Regions from separate parts of the Mus musculus genome. Here region 2 is linked to region 1. The links are chromatin loops, found by intact Hi-C in ENCODE. Cell type or tissue: left cerebral cortex. All regions are shown on one strand. Links, peaks and the distances in the headings refer to the core of each region. The heading gives the core; the rest is flanking DNA.

What was found. Hi-C counts contacts between places; a loop is a spot of excess contacts. Peaks named below come from ENCODE experiments on the same cell type or tissue, not always from the same donor. Only the 100,000 strongest peaks of a DNase experiment are listed, where the experiment ranks them.
Region 2: a loop joins it to region 1, with 3.0 times the contacts of the local background. A loop is called at or near these places in 6 of 42 quality-filtered maps.

Annotation. Positions count from the first base shown.
Region 1 is chr9:75,428,035-75,439,143 of GRCm38, reverse strand. No RefSeq gene overlaps it. Among named protein-coding and RNA genes, the nearest start is that of Leo1, 7.9 kb to the left of the region's middle. In left cerebral cortex, for the core only: CTCF peaks have their summits at 1,374 (motif pointing right), 4,547 (motif pointing right) and 5,364 (motif pointing right); DNase peaks (open chromatin) are centred at 4,889, 7,627, 8,156, 8,366 and 3 more places; H3K27ac peaks cover 1,559 bases.
Region 2 is chr9:75,044,456-75,055,564 of GRCm38, reverse strand. It overlaps Arpp19 (cAMP-regulated phosphoprotein 19), which reads right to left. Exons shown (of 3, transcript NM_021548.4): 2 at 3,210-3,332. It overlaps Gm51714 (a long non-coding RNA gene), which reads left to right and starts at 4,495. Exons shown (of 2, transcript XR_003948357.1): 1 at 4,495-11,109. In left cerebral cortex, for the core only: a CTCF peak has its summit at 5,342 (motif pointing left); DNase peaks (open chromatin) are centred at 1,693, 3,518 and 5,332; H3K4me3 peaks cover 3,440 bases; H3K27ac peaks cover 4,332 bases.

The sequences.
Region 1 (11,109 bases), core at 1,057-9,056:
GCCCAGACTGGCTTCAAATTCTTTTTGTGGCTGAAGCTGGCCTATTGAACTTTTTTTTTTTAAAGATTTATTTATTATATGTAAGTACACTGTAACTGTCTTCAGACACACCAGAAGGGGGCATCAGATCTCATTACAGATGTTTGTGAGCCACCATGTGGTTGCTGGGATTTGAACTCAGGACTTCCAGAAGAGCAGTCAATGCTCTTAACTGCTGAGCCACCTCTCCAGCCAGCCTATTGAACGTCTAAGATCCTCCTACCTCTTTAAGTGAAAAGACTGGATTAGAGTCACTTCACCTGGTTTGATGTTTGACTTTTAAAACATAATAAATACATATCCACATTGAATTTTTAATATGATGTTGGGCTTCTCAGGAGAGCAAATGGGAAGAAATAAGTTAGCTGAGCGCCTTTAATCCAAGCACTTGTGAGGCAGAGGCAGGCAGAACTCTGAGTCCAAGGCCAGCCTGGTCTATGGAGTGAGTTTCAGGACAGCTGGGGCTACACAGAGAGATGGTATCGAAAAACACCAAGCACTTGTCAGGCAGAGGCAGGTGGCTCTCTGTGAGTTCAAGGACAGCCTGGTCTACAGATCAAGTTCCAAGACAGTTAAGATGGCATTTTGAGATCCTGTCTCAAAAGAATAAAGAAGGAAAGCCCAAACCTCTGTGTGATGTGTTATATAAAGATGAAGAGAGAAGAAATATGTTCTATGGGGGGGGGGGCAGGTAGTAAGTAGTCAGGTATGGGGGAAGGGGATGTCTCAGCGGGCCCATGCCAAGGCATCCCTTCTCCCTGAGGGACCAGCCACATGAGGATATAGTATAGCATAGAGTTTATTCAGGGCATGGGGAGGAGAGTTAAGAGTGTAGTAGAGACAGAGAGAGAGAGAGAGAGGAGAAATAGAGTAGAGGCTAGCCATGAGCACGTGGAGGGGGGAAGGGAACGGGGAAGGGAGGGGGAAGGGACAAAACAGGAGCAAGAGAAGAGCAAGAGAGAGCAAGAGAACAAGAGAGGGAGGAGGGGACAAGCAGCTCCTTTTATAGCGAGTCAGGCCTACCTGGCTGTTGCCAGGTAACCGTGGGGTGGAGTTTAGACAGAATGCTAACACCATATAGCACAAAATTGGCCCATTGTCTCCAGGACACCCAGCCCATCAGTAAAAGCAGGAAATGGTGGTTGCCTTCCTGAGAAAGAAACCTGAGGAACCGTAGGATAGGCAGGGGAGAAATGCCATCATTCATTCACTTTTTTAAAAGATTCATTATTTTTATGTACACACACACACACACACACACACACACACACACACACACACACACACCCTGCTTATCTCTACATGTACCACCAGCAGAAGCCAGAAGAGGGCATCATATCCCCTGGAACTGGAGTTGTGAACCACTTAAAATGGATGCTAGAACCCAACCTCAAATCTTCAATATAGTACTAGCTCATAACTGCTAAGCCATCCCTCCTGCTCCACTACTGCCTTTTTAAAAATACCTTCTGGGTTTTGTATAAAGTATCTTCTAAAATTAAAGTCAAATTTAGAAATACTAAAAAGTTACCAAATGCCAGTGGTGCATAATTAGTTCTGAGTGCAGAGATTTTCTTTTGTTCTGTTTTCTACACTTTCCTACAATGGGAATATATTAGAATAAGCAAGGGCATTTTTATTTTTATCTCGTAGGACAGACTGTGTTGTGTTTTTCCTATTAATGTGGCAAGCTGGTTAGGGTTTTGTTTGTCAACTTGACATAAGCTAGAGTCATCTGGAAAGACACACTCTCAAGTAAAACTATGCATCTATCAGACTGGCCTGTAGGTAAGCTGTGGGGGCATTTTCTCGATTAATGGTTGATGTGGGAGGGCCCAGTGCATTTTGGGTGGTAAGTAATACCACCTGTGCAGGTGGTATTACTTCTAAGTCCCCTCCCCTTGCTACTACAGCAGCTGACCTCATCCTGTCTGCTGGTCGAGGTCTTTCCAGGACACAGCTCCCTGGTAACCCTCAACAGGCAGGAAGTAACTAAAGCCAGCCCCTTCCCAAGCCCCTTTTCTAACCAACAAAAGAGCCACCTTAATTTCTCTCCTAAGAAACGCTTTCTGATTTAATAATGTAAGTAAGTAATACTACCTGGGCAGGTAGTTCTGTCATATGCCAAGCCCGGGAGCAGCACTCCTCCGTGGTTCCCCTTCAGTCCTTGCCTTGAGTTTCTGCCCTGATTTTTCAAGATAGAATGTAAACTGGAAGGTGAAATAGGCTCTTTCCTTCCCAAATCACTTCGAGTCAATGTTACAATAGAAAGTAAACTGACTTTTGGCAAGGGGGATTCTGACAATTGTTTTTATAATTGTAGCAGAAATGCATAATGTAGTATAAACTGAAAGTCACATTAGTTGCCTCTCCCCGCCCCAGGCCTCGTGTGTGTGTGTGTGTGTGTGTGTGTGTGTGTGTGTGTGTGTGTGTGTGTGTGTACACACTTGGTACCATAAAACGTATTTGGATATGAAGCTAGTTTCCATATAGAAGAGTTTTCTGGGTATTTAGAAACAGACACTTCCCGAAATTAAGTTTAAGCTTTTTTTCTCAAAATAATGACAACTATTCTGTCCTTAACCCTCATTTTTTTTCCCCCACTGCCATGTATCAACTGGGTTTTTAGGAGGTTCTATTGTCTACTTCAAAGCCCTGGTAAATTTCCGATGTAAATGAGAGTTTAGACAAGAAAAGATGAATGTGGAAAGTGTCTGGGTACACTTCCTATGAAAATGTGTATTTATGTGGAGAAAAAGAGGAAAAACAAACCACATCAAACAGAAGAACGTTATTAAATCAGAAAGCGTTTCTTAGGAGAGAAATTAAGGTGGCTCTTTTGTTGGTTAGGAGCCTTTCCCTCCGACGCAAAGGGGCTTGGGAAGAGGCTGGCTTTAGTTACTTCCTGCCTGTTGAGGGTTACCAGGGAACTGTGTCCTGGAAAGACCTCTCGGCCAGCAGGCAGGATGAGGTCAGCTGCTTCAGTAGCAAGGGGAGGGGACTTAGAAGACAGAAACCCGCGGAGGAGGCGGGACCCGACGGGAGGAGAGTGACAGCTGTAAGAATACCCAGTACCCGGATGGAGAGACCAGAGGACAATAGATAGGGGAAAGGAGAGGAAAGGACATCTTTAAAGTGCCTAATGAAATCGTGGTGTTAAGGAGGACAGGGAGAGGACTAGAGGGATGATGGCTCAGTGGTTAAGTGTGTGTGTGTTTACCCCTCTGACTGTGGGCTCTGTAGACTAGGCTGGTCTTGAACACTGGTGGAGCACGCCTTTAATCTCAGCACTCAGGAGGCAGATCTCTGAGTTCGAAGCTAGCCTGGTTTACAGAACAAGCTCCAGGACAGCCCAGGGCTACACAGAGAAACCCTGTCTCACTCCGGCTCCCAAAATGGAGACAAAAGTGGGAGAACACTTCCCAACTTCTAAAACATGAGGGAGAAAGTCAAAGTCAGGAAAATCTACTCCCTTGCAACGTATGTGCTTTGGGGAAGGTTGAAGGGAGACAGGGTTTCTGTGTGTAGCCTTAGTTGTCTTGGTACTCGCTCTGTAGACCAGGCTGGCCTTAAACTCAGAGATCCCTCCTGACCCTTAGCTTTTCCTCTAGGCTCCGCCCAACAGTTACCTAGCAACAGCCAGGTAGGAGCTTGGCTTTCTATAAAAGGACTGTTTGGCCTCTCCCTCTCTCCCTCTCCTCTTCTCTCCTCTCCCTCTTCCCCTCCTCTCCGCTCATGTGTTCCTGGCCAGCCTCTTCCCTTCTTTCTTTCCTCTCTCTTTTTGTCCTTCTCTGTCCCCTTTCTTTCTCTGCCTCTACTCCCTTCCCCGCACCCCCTTCCCTTGTCCCAAATAAACTTCATTTTATACTAGACCTGTCATATGGCTGATACCTCAGGGGAGATGGCCCAGCATGGACCCGCTAAGGCACCCCCGACACACACACACACCCATCATGCAACCGCATTACAAATCATGTCTCTGAGTGCTGAGATTAAAGGTGTGGTGCACCACAACGACCCGGCGAGCATGATTGTTTTTAAAGGCAGTTTCATGTAGCCCAGGCATACTCCTATCCAGCTCCTGAGACAGTTCTCTCACTCAGGAGGTGAGGCAGGCAGATCTCTGAGTTAAAAGGGCTGGCCTGGTCTACAGAGCTCCAGGACAGCCAGGGCTACACATAGAAACCCTGTCTCAAAAATAGATAGATAGATAGATAGATAGATAATATAATATAATATAATAAAATAGACTTGGCCCAAAGACAAAACTGAAACAGTCTCCTTATAGTGGCACTGCCCAGATTAAATCTGTCTGGTGTATTTCCTTATTTAACTGGTTATTTTAGAATCCTGCGTAAACACAGAATGCCATCTCAGCAGAGGGTGGGAACTCCTGTGCCTGCTCCGCTGGCCCTGTATATTTCCTCTCTCATGGGCGTCACTGGGAGGAGACTGGCTTCAGGCCTCAATTACAAAAGCATTGAAGGCTTTACCAGTAATGTGGCAAAAGGCCACAAGAGGGTGATAGTTATTGGTTTTATTGTTGGTTTCCTGGTGGGTTTTGTTTTGTTTTAAGAGAGCCCTCTCATTAGGGAGCCCTGGCTAACCTGGGTCTCACGATCCTCCAGCCTCAACCTCCAAAAAACTGGGGTTACAGGCAAGTACCACTACACCTGGCTGTTGATTCAGTTTTAAAGAACAGCTGCTACCGTTTTAGGAAAATGTAAAATGGGACACTTCCCCTAAAGAGTCCACTGAAGGTTTTGTTTCCTCGACTGTAATTTATTCCCTTACTTACCAGGAAATGACAGTTGGGGATGTCCCTTACCTTGAGCGGGTGTGACATTTTAGTTAATCATGACTCACACTGATGTGTGGGTAAATTCTCAGCTTTCAAATGTGGGAACATAGGAGTTTGTCTTGCTGCTGCATTGTGTGAATACTGAGAATCAAACCAGGGCCTCAAGCAAAGGAAGGTTCTCTCCCGAACAGGCTGCATCTGCACACACCATTATCTACTACTTAGTGGAGGAATAGATTATAATCTTAGACTTAAAATGGCAAGAAAAACTAAGCAAAGGAAAATAGAATACAGATGATGCCGCCAAACCCATAAGACTTTTAGAAACTATGTTATTCTTTTTTTAAAAAAAAAAGATTTATTTATTTTATGTATGTGAGTACACTGTAGCTGTACAGATGGTTGTGAGCCTTCATGTGGTTGTTGGGAATTGTATTTAGGACCTCTGCTCACTCCAGTCAACCCTGCTTGCTCTGGTCAACTCTGCTCGCTCAGTCCCTGCTCCCTCTGGCCCAAAGATTTACTTATTATTATAAATAAGTCCACGGTAGCTACTTCAGATACACCAGAAGAGGGCGTCAGATCTCATTACAGGTGTTTGTGAGCCACCATGTGGTTGCTGAGATTTGAACTCAGGACCTTCAAAAGAGCAGTCAAGTGCTCTTATCTGCTGAGCCATCTCACCAGCCCAACTATGTTAATCATTACAAGTTATTTTTCTAGACAGAAGCAAGTCTTCAGACCAGAAGAGGGGATTGGATCCCATTACAGATGGTTGTGAGCTACCTTGTGGTTGCTGGGAATTGAACTCAGGACCTCTGGAAGAGCTTCATCCACTGAGTGCTGGGGTAACAGATATGAGCCACCGCATGGTGTTTTTAGTTAATTTTGTCATGTTGTGGATTGAACCCAGTGCCATACACGTGTCACATGGTAACTGAACTATGCCCTCAGACCCTGAAGCTAGCTTTTATTTTTTTTTAGTCATGTGCATATGTGTATGTATAGGTATGTGCCTGAGTATGTGAGTACAGTGCCCACAGAATGCAGAAGAGGGCAGCCAATCCAATGGAGCCTGAGTTACAGGCGGTTGTAAGTTGCCTGATGTTGGTTCTGAAAACTGAATTCAGGTCTTCTGCAAGCGCAGTAAACGCCCTTCTCACGCCTCAGCTATTTCTCCTTGTCTTCCCTAGGTTTATTCTGATTATTGTTTAAAACAAAACAAAAACAAAACCCCAAAACAAACAAAAAAAAAAAAAACAAATTTCTCCCTCTTCTTCTCCCCCTTCCCCGCCCAACCCCCACCCCCATTCTCTTCTCTCAGCACAGGCCATTATGTGGTTAGAAAGGGTGATTTTTCTAAAACATGTGATCAGAATGTGATTAGGGAAGTCTGTGTGTGTGTGTGTATGTGTGTGCTGCCAAAAGATGAATTATCTTCAAATGCCCTTTCTTCTCTGTTCACAGCAAGCAGAGAAAGAATATGTGTGCACCGTGCTTTCGTTCCTGTAACAATTACCTGAACATATTATTGTGTGTGTGTGGTGGATGGGTGTGTGTGGTGGTGGAGGGGGCAGGATGACCTGAAGAATATACTTTGAATTGTCAGAAAAGCTTTCCTCTGGGATATGAGATTACAGAGACGTCTTATGTTGCAATTGTTCTGTTTCTGAAATGTTTCAGGAGACATCCTGTGGGCCGTGGCGGTACACACCTATGACTCCAGCCATCCATGAGGTGAGGGGAGGGCAGGAGAATTCCAGGTTTGAGGACAGCCTGGGTGACATAGCAAGACTGTGCCTCAAAGAAAAAGAAGCCAGCAGTGTAGCTCAGAGGTTGAAAATTGGCCTGCATTCATGAGGCCCTAGCTTGGATCCATCGCACTGGACAAAAAGAATCTAGGCTACTTGTACAATGCAGAAAGAACTGAAATGGAGGGGAGAGGGGATGGTCAGGAAAGACGATGAATACTGAAGTCTTCTTTCTTTGTTCTGGAGTCTCCCACCAAGGTCTGCTTGTTCACTCAAGGCCCTACCCCACCCCATCCCACCCCACCCCACCCCACCCCACCCCCTACCCCACCCCACCCCAAAATCCCAGGCCCCTCAGGGTTCTTCCTTCCTTCTTGATTGCCCCAGCCAGTCCTGACTTTGGCTCTTATCTTTGGGTTTTATCATACACTGGGTATAAGCATTATTAAAACTTAAGGAGAGGCTGTCTGGTTTTGCTTTGTGTCTGTTAAACATTCCAGGGCCACAATAGATAATTCCTAAAGGTTTGCTAAATTAATTTGAAATCCGGGCTGGAGAGATGGTTCAGCGGTTACAAGCACCGTCTGCCCTTCCAAAGGTCCTAAGTTCAAATCCCAGCAACCACATAGTGGTTCACAACCATCGGTGATGAGATCTGATGCCTTCTTCTGGGGTGTCTGAAGACAGCTACAGTGTACTTACATATAATAAATAAATAAATAAAATAAAAAGAAAATCAAAATTGTTCATTTAAAAAAATTAGTTTGAAATCCAACATCTAAGGAAATTGAAAAGAACATGAAAAGTTATCTTCTTAGAGAAAACATATTGCAAAGGATAAGATGGGGTTTTAAAAATACATAGGCTCAAAAAAGAACGCAGCAAAGATAGAAACATTTCAGGAATACGCTGCTGTTTTATTTGCTTGTGGCTGACCACAGTTTGATGGCTGAATTCAGCGGAAATGTGACCACTCACAGTATGTAGGCTGAAAACTCAGTCTCCCTGGTGGAAAATGACTACAGAAGAGCCGCCTGCCTTCCAGCAGAGCTCAGGAGAACCTGGTCCTTGTGTTGGGCTCCTGATAAGGTCAGCAATGTCTGGCTCCTGGCCACATCAGTAGCATAGCTCTGTCTGCGGTCTCGTTGCCTTTGCCTCGTCAGTGTATCAAACCTCCCTCTGCCTCCGTCTCCTAAGGGTATATGCCACTGTATCCACGGCCCACCTCAAAACTCTTAGCCACTTCTGCAGTGTCTTTTCTCGCTATGTAGGTCACATCCACAGATCACGAGGGTAAGAACCTTGGCATGGAGCCTTTCTCTGAATCGCAGGAAAGTCTTGGCTTGCTCTCCAGCCCCCTCTCTCTCTTCTATGTAAAGATTAAAATTCCTAAAACAGCTGATTCTAATAACTTCATGGCTAGGTCAGTTGGGACAAACAGACGTTTAAAGCAGTGTGATTGGGCATGAGGAAAATACCAGAAGACTATATTCTCAGCTGTGGAACCCAGCACGATCAGTAGCAGATGGCACTGAGAGACGTCACACACTCAAAGTGGAACTTGGTGAAGTCTCGCTCTGCAGATCCATGGTACCCCATCACCCCAAGAGTGGCAAGAAAGTTCAAGCATTAGAAGACACTGTTGGGGAATAAGCACTGGGGTTTATAACCACGTGAGTCTTCTTGCTTTAAATGGTTAAATGGAGAGAGTGTGTGCCACAGCGGCCTAGCCAGGTTTTCCATAACGCCCTGCTTTGCAACAGATTATGAGATTCCAGGCTAAGACCAGCACAAAGGAAGCAGCCACTCTCCTGCTGTCCTTATATAATTCCTACCAGGAGTGAGGAATTGGGGCCATGTCTCTGCAGATGAAAATAGGATTTTATGCAATAGGAAAGTAACGAATAATATATTCTGGGGGAAATGAAAAAAATATGTCAATATTTCATAACTTTAAAAGGCTAGAATGGAACACCATTGGGCAAGATAAAAATGTGGACTTACATGGGCAAGTCTGGATTTGCAGTGTGGATGGGTTTTAGCTCTTGGTATACTAACACAGAGCACTGCATCCTGGGAGAGGAAGGCAAACATTGTAACTTTCTTGCCCTTTAGATGAGGGAAATAAGTATCTTTATCTTCCCTAAGGTAGAAAATTAAGGGGCTGGAGAAATAGCTCAGCTGTTAAGAGCATTGACTACTCTTCCAAAGGTCATGAGTTCAAATCCCAGCAACTACATGGTGGCTCACAACCATCTGTAATGAGTTCTGATGCCCTCTTCTGGTGTGTCTCTAGACAGCAACAGTGTACTCACATAATAAATAAAGAAATCTTTAAAAAAAAAAAAAATTGAGGTCTTATGCTGGCTACAAGAAGTGGGCCAGTACGAAATGTATATAGACTTGGCCAAGTATGTTAGCTTATGTCTTTAATCCCAGCGCTAAGGTGGCAGAGGCAAACATATCTCTGTGAGTTCAAGACCAGCCTGATCTACATAGTGCCAGGATAGCCTGAAAGTGAGACCCTGTCTCAGAGAAAGAAAAAAAAAAAAAAACAAACTTTTTTGATGTTCCACTTTGTAGTGCTTTGAATAGGTATGGCCCCATTGACACCTGTGTTTGAATGCTTGGCTCATAGGGAGTGGCACTAGTAGGAGGTGTGGCCTTGTTAGGGTAGGTGTGGTCTTATTGAAGGAAGTGTGCCACTGTGGAAGTGGGCTTTGAGGTCTTTTATAAGCTCAAGTTACGCCCAGTGACAGAGTCTCCTTCTGCTCCCTGAGGATTAAGATGTGGAACTCTCAACTCCTTCTCCAGCACCATGCCTGCCTGCACACTGCCATGCTTCCTGTCATGATAATGGACTAAACCTCTGAAGCTGTAAGCCAGCCCCAATGAAATGTTTTCTTTTATAAGAGTTGCCTTGGTCATGGTGTCTCTTCACAACAGTGAAACTCTAAGACACAGTGTAACAAATATGTCTACCTCTACTATGTACAAGGCCTCCAGGGAGTTAGGCCATGAGAAAGACCTACTGCCTGTCTCCAGGAAGGAGCTTATTGTTTCTTATGAGTGGTTATCTTAGTTATGGTTTCTATTGCTGTGAAGAGACACCAGGATCTCGGCAACTCTTATACATGAAAACATTTCATTGGGGCTGACTTGCAGTCCACAGGTTTAGTCCATTATCATCATGGTGGGAAGCATGGTGGCACACAGGAAGGCATGGTGCTGGAGAGATAGCTGAGAGTTCTACATCTGTATCCACAAGCAACAGGCAAAGACTGTGTCACCGGGCATGGCTTGAGCACCTCAAAGCTCCCCCTTAGTGACACACTTCCTCCAACATAGCCACACCTACTCCAACAATGTCATACCTCCTAGTAGGAGTAGTAGTGCCACTCCCTATAGACCAAGCATTCAAACACATGAGTCTAAGGGGGGCAGTCCTATTGAAACCACAGCTGTGGTTAGAATATAAGACAGAAAAAGACATATGACATAGATGCCAGGGTCCAGAGTTGGAAGACTGGCAAGGCTTTGGATGTTGTGTTGGTTGCCTTTAGGGATGCAGCCTGAGAGAAGAATCTGAATGAACAAGGTACAGATAGCTTGGGGTGTGCACCAGGAAAAGTGATCCTGGGCCTGTATACCTTTAGGACATTTGAAATATCTGCCCACGGCGGCAGAGGGGGGAGGGATGGTATAAATTTATGAACAGAGATAGCTTGGTGTGTGTGTGTGTGTGTGTGTGTGTATGTGTGTGTGTGTGTGTAAATGAGTTTGCTGCCAAGCCTGACTAATTTTGATCTTCAGATCCATATGGCAAAAGAAGAAAACTAACTCCTGAAGTTAGCCTCTGACTTCCACACCTACTCGATGATACACAACCTCCCCTGCCGCCCAAGTAAATAAATACATACAATTCAAAAATCTAAGAAGTTCGGAGGCAGTTGGGGTTCCAGGGAGAGGGGTCAGTAAGTGCTGCAACGAGCACAGGGACCTGAGTTTGGTCCCCAGGACACATGAGCACAGGCTCATATGTACACACATGCACACAAATATAATCTAGAAAGATTAGCAAACATTCTAGCAGGGAAACAGGAGAGCAGAAAGAGGGTGGGGCTCCAAGTGCTTAAAGCAGCTGCCCATTCCCAAAATAGCAGCCCCCTATCTGTTATCCTAAAGCACCTGCTGACAGAAATGGTGAGGGGGGACTTTGGGGGTCCACTGCTAGCCATTGCCCTGCATGAGCCGTGGAAATTCTGCTAGAATAGGTGGTGGCACCATAAAGAGCGGGTGGAAGCGATGTGGTGGCCTGTGATTGTAATTGCAACACTTGGGAAACTGAGGCAGGAGAAACACTATGATTTGGAGGCTAGCCTGGGCGACATAGGGGAACCCCTGTATCAAAGAACAAAGCCAAGAACTAAAAGAATGAGTTGGGCAGGCAGCTCTAGCTCCCTGGCCAATGTAAATTTAGCCAATGAGGTGATAGATATGGGCCAGCACCAAGATGGA
Region 2 (11,109 bases), core at 1,326-9,325, 380 kb after region 1:
TAATGTATGTAGAAAGTAAGAAATTTAATAGTGCAAATTTAAAAAAGATTGATAATATGTGTGTGTGTGTGTGTGTGTGTGTATACACACACACACACACACATATAATAGACACATGATATACATTTTATATGTATGTATGTATGTATGTATTTATTTTACATCTCCTTATATAATGGGTATGTATGCCAGAGAGCATGTGTGGAGGTCAGAGGGCATCTTTCAGAAGTTGGTTTGCTCCTTCCACCTCTTGAGTCCCGGAGACTGGACTAAGGTTGTCAAGCTTGGAAGCAAGAACCTTTACCCTCTGTCATCTCGCAGGCCTAACCACTGTGGGATTTCCTCCAATTTAATAAACTCAGTTTCTAACTAGACGCTATTTTATACTAAGAAAACGTTAATCATAAAATGATCTCATTTAATTGCATACTGAGACTTTCTGAAGAGAAAAATGATTTACATTTTACTGTGGCTGGAGTTTAAACAGAACTCAGCAGAGCAGACCCTGACAGGCGGTGCGGGGAAGGAGACTGCTGTTTCTCAGGTTAGGATCCAACGGACACAGCCTAGCAGTGGTATTAGCTGTCTAAAAACTTCTAAACTTCATCAATTCATCAAAAAAAAAAAAATGTAAACGTGGCCATATACACTAATTCCTCCCTATACTGTTCACATTTGGAGTCTCTGTACGCAGCAGGCATACAATGCAAGTCTAAGGCCAGCTGGGCTGCACAGTGAGCCCCAGGCAGTAGGGGCTATAGTGAGATCCTTTCTTAGCAAAACACCCTAAAACCTAAGACATACTTTAGAGCACGTAGAAGGCCATCTTACAAAAGCCTCTTCACATATATTTATTTATTCATTTATTTGAGACAATGTCAAGCTAGCTTCAAACTCTAACTTGCTATGGAGCAGGGGTGGGTGACTGAATTCCTGAACCTCCTGTGTTTTCATCCCGAGTGCTGGCATTACATAAGCGCCCCACCCGACTTCCCATTAACTGAGCAGCATTGATTTTATATATGTGGTCACCTAACATGACAAACTTTAAAGTCATGTTTATTAGAACTGGGTCCTCAGTCTTGGTACTTGACAAACCACAAATACAGAAATTCACAGGCTAGACTGTTAAAATCCTTTTTGACTCTGATGGGCTATAAACTCACCATGAGTATGGTCTTATTGTTAAAAGTCCAGTGAGAATATTATAACATTAATTTTATAATATCAATGGGTACAATACAGAAAATGACCTAATGTAGTAATTGAATATGATCCAATCCTCTCAAACAATGCAAAAACTATGTTTCTTAGCTTGTTAACTATTATGACAAAGGAAAATTGAAACCTAGAACCTGGTGATTCAGACTTCAAAAAAATTCTAGAACAACAATAAAAGCTTAATCACTGATAGTTTGGGAAATTACAGATTCGTTCAAATATTGACACTGCAACTTTTATATAATTATTTGATTCAAATGTCATTTTCTTCATTTCCAATTATTTTCATGTATGATACCAACTTTAAGATATATTAATTCTGCTGTGAAGAAACCTTCTCCTAAATACTAATAATAATCAGTCAAGTGAGACATGAATCTGATGCTCAGGATCAAACATGATTATGTCATAGCTGAAAATATGCCTAAAGGTACAGTTGCATAAGGAGACAGTCTATGCACATTCTACACTAAACCTAGACTCCTGATGAACGGAGTTCTCACCTTCATGTCTCTTGCTTACATGGTATTTACTAATTATGTTTTTAGAGAACCACATAGTCTACTTGTGGAATAACTTATTAACTATTTCTTTGATGCTGAACATTGATGTGGCTTCTAATTATAGTAAAAGCTTTAAGAGAAAAAAAGCTTTAAATTTGAAGATTTTTCCCCCTCATACTGAATTATAGTTCACATTAATTTATAAGAAATTAGTCAAATAATGAAAATACTTCCATGAATCTCATATATAATCTTCCATGAACCTTTCAAAAATAAAGAGTAATTTTAATGTTTACAAAAAAAAAGTAATACATTAGTTACACACAATTTCATGCTTACCAGTAGGAATTACTCTAAATATTTTCCCACTGTGGTTGAATTTAGTATGATGAAATTTAAATTTTACTGATTACTACCTTGGATGTAAACACTTTCTGTCCTAACAGTTGTAGTTCTTGTAAAATTTCTTTATTTAGAGCTATGCTAATGTTTTTAAGTTTTGGAATAATTTCCATACAATTAATACTCTGAATCTGTTTCAGAGTACAGAATTTCTGCATTTTTCTATATTTAATATTATTTTCTTTATTATTTGAAAGATATAAGCCTTTCATTTTTTTAATGTTTAAACTAAACCACATTATTTGTTGATACTTTTAAAAATCACTGTTTTGGAGTACATATGTAACTATAGTGCACACCCACAGACTTGTTTCTTATATAAATAGCAGATACTAATACATTTAAGGTACTTAGCATCTTATATAGTATGTAGTTATCTTTCACATATACTCCATCATTTCTCTGATCCTGATATGAGAAAGAATTCAAATATGCTTTAATTCTAAATTTCTAATTTTTTCAAGCAGAAGGAGAGGAAATTTAAAAAACAAGTAGCACTAATATTCCCATGCTAAGAAATAATGACTTCTACCTCAAAAAGGCAGACAAGACTCTGGGAAAAATGCTTTCAGTAATTTGAACTACTAAAATTATTAAAGGAACTATGAAGCAAATGAAATGATTTTACAAGAGATCATTTCATCCAAATACAAAGGACCGTAAGCCTCTGAATGTTGTATTAGACTTGCTTTCAAACAGGCAAGCTTTAATAAGGATGGTGGGGTAAATATCCGTTTCTGGACAGTGTTTCTTTTTGAAAAGAAGAGGGAAAGGGGCCACATAGAAAATACAGGGTGGGTTTGAGTTATACCTACATTTACGTTTTTACAAAGATGACAAAGTAAGAATTCTTTGACATTATCACCCATACTATGGTACATACTTGAAATACTTTACAGTTTAATTTAAAACATTGTAATCGCTTCTTTTCATACATATTCATTTCATACATGAACCATGTGAAATATTGACAGAGATACATGCACCTGGAAATACAGGAATAAAGACACAGACATTCAACTCAGCTTGTCAGCACACTGAGCTCACAGGGAAAACATGTGAAGATAGCACTCAGCAACTTACCCCTTTCTGCAATCTTTTCCTTAAAAAATCAGACCCTCCAGGCTTTTGTCCCAAGTGAGGATACCTTGCCTTTAACTTTGCTTCTTCAGCTTTCTCTGGACTAGTTACTTTATCTTCCATTTCCTGAAATAATTTCAAGTAAATTATTTCTGTTACAACTGAATTTTGAAAATAATTCACCTTTTAATATCTAGTCTCTGGCTTTCTTGTTGAACTCCAAGCAATACAGCCTTTAAGAAATCAAGCCCAGGAACCTTTCAAACGCCTCTATCTTTTTTCTCGAATGTCCCATGTGATAGCTCTATTATAGCTGTGATGCATGTATAACACCCCACACACTGGATAAAAATACCGAGATAGCTCAGCTCTCAAGTCTTGCTTGCAGTTACTTTCCAGTCATGTATAATACATTCAAAATTAGTCACCTTCTATGGAACTCTTCAGCTCTTTGTCTATATTTAGAGAATTTTCCTAATACTATCAAAAATCTAAAAGTTCGTTGTGATTTCCTTATTTAAAATCACGTATGATTTTAAACTCCTTAGACTCTTTACTAGACATTAACAACAGCCCAAATACTAGCATATTTTCCCTAAGTAAATCAATTTAGAAGACCTTGATATCGATAATGGTATTTTTTTTTCATCAATCCTCACATCTGGCTGTGTGTGAGAGTTCATCCCTGTAATTACAGCACCCAGGAATCTGAGGCAGGAAGACTATAGCAAGTTCAAGGCTGGCCTCAAGTGAGAAAGTTCCTGTTTCTACCAACAAAAGGGGAAATTCTGTTCATGTCAAAAAAACAAAAAACAAAAAAACCCCACATACTTTTAGGTTTTGGAGGCTGTTTTTTGGAAAGGTCGTCATTAAATGTACCCCCTCCACCCCAGTGCAACTTGGGGGCCCATGTACGCTAGTTAATGTTCTATCACTCGTTTATGCCGCTGGTCTTCTTACTATCTTGAAAATATTTTCTCAAACACCTATCTTGTTTGAGTATATATTCTTCAAAATGCTATTTTACAGGAAAGAATTTATCATATCATAACAAGAACAATGGATCAATAAAATCACAGGTCTCCTTTGACGGGAGGATGGCCAGCTGGCCAGGATACTTTTAGCTATTAGACTCATTTCTCTGAACTGGCAAAATCACACTTTGGCACATTTTGAGTCTCTGAGGTTATTTATGAAGTAAAATAGCAGAAATGTTAAATCTATAAATATCAAACCAACTGTTCTTATATAGCAAGTAAATAATTCATCTAGAAGATTTTTGCCCTGTCTTTTTTGTACTTTCCTCAAAATTTTATATATATATGTATGTGTGTGTGTATATATATTTTTTATTCACTTTATGTATTATCAACACTTGACCCTCAACAACTCCCTTATACCCCACTTTATGTCTTAAGAGGATTTTGTAGGAAAAAGTGCTAATGGCAGATACCTTCTGTTGTCAAATCCCTTTCCATATTCCTAACCTATTCTGCTTCCGTATTTTCCCTTTCTAGGCTGCAGCTTCATCTTCTAATCTCTTACTGTGGCGATTCACACCTGTACTCCATACAAAATTTACCTGTGTATTCAGCACAATAAGACTTTAAATAATGATTTTCCAGCCCTTACATTCAAGAATGGTATGTCCAGAAGTTTAAGTGTGAGGTGCACAATATATATCCTGGATATTGTTCACTGTGTGAACATGTCAATATGCTGCTATCATTCTCACAGTTAAAAGCTAAGCCTTCACAAGTCCACCACCTCAGCTGGCACTCAGCTGATAGTCATATGCTCAAGTCTACACAGAAAAATAACTGCACTATCATTCTTAAAGAAGATTTTTTGGTTTTGTTGTTGTTTGTCTTTGAGACACGGTTTCACTATGTAGCTTTGGCTGACCTGGAACTCACTATGAAGACCTGGCCTTGAACTCACAGAAATTCATCTGCCTCCTGAATTCTGGGGAAGTTCTTTAAGGAGTTTTTCAAAATGTATTTTTATACATGATTTCTGTCCTAAGATTGGAACCTAACCAAGCAGAATATGAAGATATACTTATGTAAAGCCGGAGACACCAATGCAAAAATAAGGTGTGCTAGAATCTTAGCGACATCTAGTGGCAGGTTCAGCCTTCACAACACAGATCTACTGCCACCCACTGGCATTCTCAGAGCTGCAGTGTCAAAGCAAATCTGGATTAAAGACCCTACTTGTAGGTTTCCCTTTCTAGTTTGCCCATTTTAGATAATGCTTATTGAAAAGGTGTCACCATCAACTGTTGGCCTTTAGTCCCAGCACTTTCAAACCTTTTGGCCAGAACCAGATTTTCTTGGGCCAGAACGATTATGCAGCAGCAGGTGAAGGAGCTTGCGACATAAATATGACAAGCTGAGTTTCATCTCTGACACTAATGGTAGATGGTGAGAACTGAGTCTCCTGACCTTCTCAAGTATGCTGGAGCACACATGCACCCATTCATGCTCACACAAGAGAAAAATGAGGCCAGGCTGATCTACAGAGTGATTCCAGGAGCCACGTGTACAGAGAAGCACTTTCTCATGAGAAAACCAAACACATTTATGATATCTACTTGAACCTGAGAGCTCGAGAGTTTGAGACTAATCAAGGAGGGGGTAGTGAGAGGAGAGAGGTAAGACGGAGAGTGAAGGATGGGGGAAGAAAAAAGGGACTCCAATTCTTCAACTTTCTTGTCAATATACAACATAATTAATAAGTCCTCCTGCCAGTACAATCTTAGATGTTTTCAAACTTTGGTCTGTATCCAACAAGTGAAAAGAAAGTTAGGAAAAGACTGGCCTAAGCTACACTTTAAAATGTAGTTAAGCACTATCAAGACTTCCACAATACATCTCATGAACTATACAAAAACATTCTTAACCTAGTGCAGATGCAGGACCTTACATTAAGAAAGTCCGAATTGCTGGACATTCACTAACATTCTACCACAGCTATAGATTTGCTTATAAAGACACACTCATGGGGTGGGGGCACTGTGGTGCTGGCATTCAGCCACTCTTGCTCTTCCCTACGTACTTCCTCAAACAGTATAAACAGAAGGCTAAAACTACATTTCCCAAACCGCATTACTATTAGGTAGCCAATGATAGCCACAGCAGATGAACAAGTGTGGAAGAAAAGAAGCATTCTTCTCTTGATCACACTGTTACAGAGCAGTAGGCCCTTGTGAGTTCCTACAGTGGGGTATCCACAGACAATCAGGGCTCCTGTAGAAGCCACATGGCAGTTGGATAGAAGATGGCAGGCTCCAAACAGGACTCATTCCTAAGTCAGAGACATTCTTCAATCCCTGTCTCTAAAAACATTTCTTTTTTTTCCCCTTCTGTTCTTCCAACTCTTTCAAGAATTTGTAACCTAGCACCTCAAAACATTTCCTTTCTGTTTGAAACATGTAGCTTTTGTTTTTGTCTTCCTCATATAATGCTTAACAAAAATCAAGTGAAATAATTTATACTTGTGGTTATGCTAAAACATGTTAGAGGACACAGAATTGCTAAGGATACAGGTTCTTACACATTAAAGATATTCCCGAACATTTATTGTAGCTAAGGATGAAAACAAACTGTGAAGAAGGGGTGGGGGGAAGGCTTGAGATAAAGAGAAGGAAATATAAAGCAAACAAACAAAAAATAGGATACATATTCATAAATTAAATATTACACCCCGGATGTCTTTTGCAAAGGGGTAAAAACAAGGCCTGGGATGTAGCCAGTGTCAGAGAGCACACAATTTTATCATTTGAGAGGGAGAGAGGGCAGGCAACAATAAAGGGCTGGGGTGTAGCTTAGTATGGAGCACTGCCAAGAAAGGGCAGGGCAACAGGTTCAATTCCAAGTGCTGCAAAAACAAAATCAGACAAAAAGAAAAATACATAATAGAATAGTATTTTTTAAATGTACATGTTTGTAATTTGGAACAGCCATGATGGCTTATTCTGACTGTCAAACTTGACAGTCACAGACTCTCTAGGCACATCTATAAGATAGCTTGTGGATGGATTAACTAGGAGGCAAGATCTACCCTAGATGTTGTCAATATCATTTCATAGGCTGGGGTCCTAGACTGTGTGTTTTAAAAAGGGAAGTAGACTAAAGAGATTGCTCAGTGGTCTAAGCGAAACTGTGCAGTTGTGAAGACTGGAATTTGGATCCTGACACCCAAGTAATAAGGCAGGTGCTGCACGAGCACTTGTCACTCCAGTTCCAGGGGCTGTGTGTGATGCCCTCCTCTGGCCTTCACATGTACACTTAACACACAGCACACACACATGCACTTACACTAAATATTGGGGATAAGGAAAAGGAGGAAGGGTGAACACCAAAGTTCATCTCTGCTTCCTGGCTCTAAGTGCATTGGTTCATGTGGACTGCATCTTCAACCTCAGAGCAAAGATAAACCCTTGCTCTAAGTTACTTTCTTCTGCTACTGAGTCAGAGCCATGAGAAAAGAAATTAATACAGAAGTCATCATATTCAATTAACAGTTTGATAAAGATGCATAATAAAGTTTTCTTTCTTTCTTTCTTTCTTTCTTTCTTTCTTTCTTTCTTTTTTTTTTTCCAGACAGTCATTTTGTGTAGCCCTGGCTGTCCTGAAACTCCATCTATAGACCAGGCTGGCCTTAAATTCACAGAGATAAGCCTGCCTCTGCCTTCCAAGTGCTTTAAAGGCATGTGCCACCACCAACCAGGATATAAGGAGATTTTAAAGGGGACTAACTAAACAAAAATAAAGCATAAAACTTCCAAATTGGTAGTTTAATAGTAGAGAAAGAAAATCAACAGGGGACATTAATGAAACAATAATGGGACTAGATAGATACAACATGCATGCTCGCATATACAATAACAAAGGGACAGAATACAAACATAATGCAATAAAAAAAAAAGCAAAGGTGAGATAGAAGAAAAAAAAATCCTAAAGTGTTAATGATCACAAGATGGCCTGTCCATTTACATCTGTGTCTGGAAGCTAGGAGAGATAAGTCATGCTTGTAATCCCAGTGTTCAAGAGACAGAGCCAAAAGGATTGCTGAAAGTTCACAAGCTTGGTTAGTGGAACATGTTCCAGGACAACCTGCTCAAAAGGCCAAAATAAGCAAATAAATCAACAGATATAAAGTCATAGCTGGATTTAAAAAAAAAAAAAAACTACTACTTACTGAGTAAAATTTAAAAGTAAGTGACATAGGCAGAAAATAACCCAGGGGAGATAACATACTAGGTAAGACCTAACCAAATAAAAGAGCTAGTGCAACTGTTATCAATAATGAGAAACATAGATCCTAGACAAAAGTATAATTAGAAATACAGAAGCAAGCCAGGTAGGTGGAAGTGGCACAGGCCTTTATCATAGCAGAGAAGCAAGTGGATTTCTGAGTTGGAGGCCAGCCTGGTCTACAGAAGAAGAGTTCCAGAACAGCTAGAGCTACACAAAGAAACTGTCTCAAAAAGACAAACAAAACAAAAGGAAATACAGAGGCCTTGCTCTCTGTAGTTCCCATGGTGGGCATGGGATAGCAATTGCTATTTACTAGTCTCCAATAATGATAAGGCACAAGCCTGTGCCCTATATAACCTGCACACAGATGCCTGATCCTTGCAGGTAGGTCCTAGAACTACAATAGGGTTTGAAGAAAATCACTACTATTTTGTCCTTGAAGAAAACCTAACCAGCATTAGAAGCCCACTCAGGAATAGGGCTGTTTACATAGAATCTGCACTAACCTAAGGAGTGAAAGCCTGGGCTTTGGAATCTCCACCTTGGAGATGATTGGCATGTCAGCAAGGTTTCAGTGATAATTTCTGCTAATTCAACTATGAGCAGTGTCAGGGACAGAGAAGGTGGTTACTGTGGACTCTGCTGCTACAAAGAATAATTTCTGTCTGAATTTAGGCAGATCCTAGAAACTCTGGTCTCTCCCATATTAATCCATGTGAGCAGCTAACAACCTGTTAGGCAAGAAGAAAAGAGGCTGAAACCAGCACATTTATGTACCAGGTAGACATCATTACTTGGGTGTGGTTGCAGATACATCTAGTTCTGGTCTCGGAGCCAGAGATGACTTGAGAGGGTGAGCCTGGGTAAGCTTACTGAGACCTTCCCCAAAGCAGAGAGCATTTTACCTTACAAGTAACTGAAGTACTTGATTTCATATCTAGATCTAGATAGAGATAGATAGATCCAAGTAACTGTTTTTACATTTATTTATGTATGTGAGTGTGGAGGCATGTGCATGTCACAATAACGTGTGGTAGTCAGAGGATATAACCTGTAGGAGTCTGTTCTCTTTCCACCATGTGGGATCTGGAGATCAAACTCAAGTTGTCAGGCTTGGAGGCAAGAACCTTAACACTCCAAGCCATCTCACCAGTCCCAGATAAGATATTTTAGAGTGAATGAGTGAGTGAGAGAGAGAGAAAGAGAGAGAGAGAGTGTGTGTTAATTGTGTGTGTGAGTCAGCGGGTGAGTTCTGGGCCAGCCTGAGCAGTGATACTCTGCCTCAAAACGAAAGGAACTCTCACAAAGACTGTGTATGTTGTATATGTCTACAGACTTAACTTAGTGGTAGACCAGTAGCATGGCAAGCAGGAAGACCTGAGTTTAATCCACAGCAGCAGGCGGGGAAGGACAATAAGCAAAGAAACTAGTTGAAAGGAACTAAAAAGGAGAAATTAGTGAAGACAAAGTAGTAGAGCAACAAAACAAAGGGAAGAGCCAAGCAGTCCAGGCAAGATTGCAAGTTTGAGGACAGCTTAGGCATCCTAGCACTTTCTAGGCCAGCCAGGGCTACAAAATTAGACCACGTTAAAAGCTGAGCATTCAGGGACCCCAGCAGAAGAGCTAGAGAAAGGACTGAAGGAGCTGAAGGGGCTTGCAATCTCATAGGAAGAACAACAATATCAACCAACCTGACCACCCACAGCTCCCAGGGACTAAACCACCAACCACAGAGTATAAACAGAGGGACCCATGGCTCCAGCTGCGTATGTAGCAGAGGATGGCCTTATCTGTCATCAATGGGAGGGGAGGCCCTTGGTCCTGTGGAGGCTTAATACCTCAGTGTAAGGAGACACTACAGTGGTGAGGTGGGAATGGGGGTTGGTGGGTAGGGAAGCACCCCCATAGAAGCAAAGGAGAGAGGGGAGGGGATAGGAGGGTTTGCAGGAAGGGGGACAACATTTGAAACATAAATAAATAAAATAACCAATTTTTAAAAAGCTGGGCATCTATCTTTAATCCCAGCATGTATGAGGTAGAGGTGAGACCATCAGAGTTCAAGGCCAGGATTTGATATGTAAGACCAGGTCTTTAAAAACAACAGTAAAAGAAACTGGCAGACTTTTTTTTAATCCCACCACTTAGGAGGCAGAGGCTGGTGGATCTTTGCGTTTAAGGTCAGCCCAGTCTACAGGTGGAGTTCCAGGATAGCCAGGGTTACACAGAGAAACCCTGTCTCAAAAAAGAAAACAAACAATAACCAACCAATCCTTCACCCAAAAGTAAGGGGCCACTTTTCACCAAACCTAATGACCTGAGTTTGATCTCTGGATCCCACAAGTTTTTCTCTATTCTGCACATTTACACTGTGTGAACACACACACTCACAATCACTCTCTCTCCCTCACTAATAAAATAAAAGTAAAAAAGCTTAAAAAAGGGGCTGGTGAGATGGCTCAGTGGGTAAGAGCACCCGACTGCTCTTCCGAAGGTCTGGAGTTCAAATCCCAGCAACCACATGGTGGCTCACAACCATCTGTAATGAGATCTGACTCCCTCTTCTGGAGTGTCTGAAGACAGCTACAGTGTACTTACATATAATAATAAATAAATAAATCTTAAAAAAAAAAAAAAGCTTA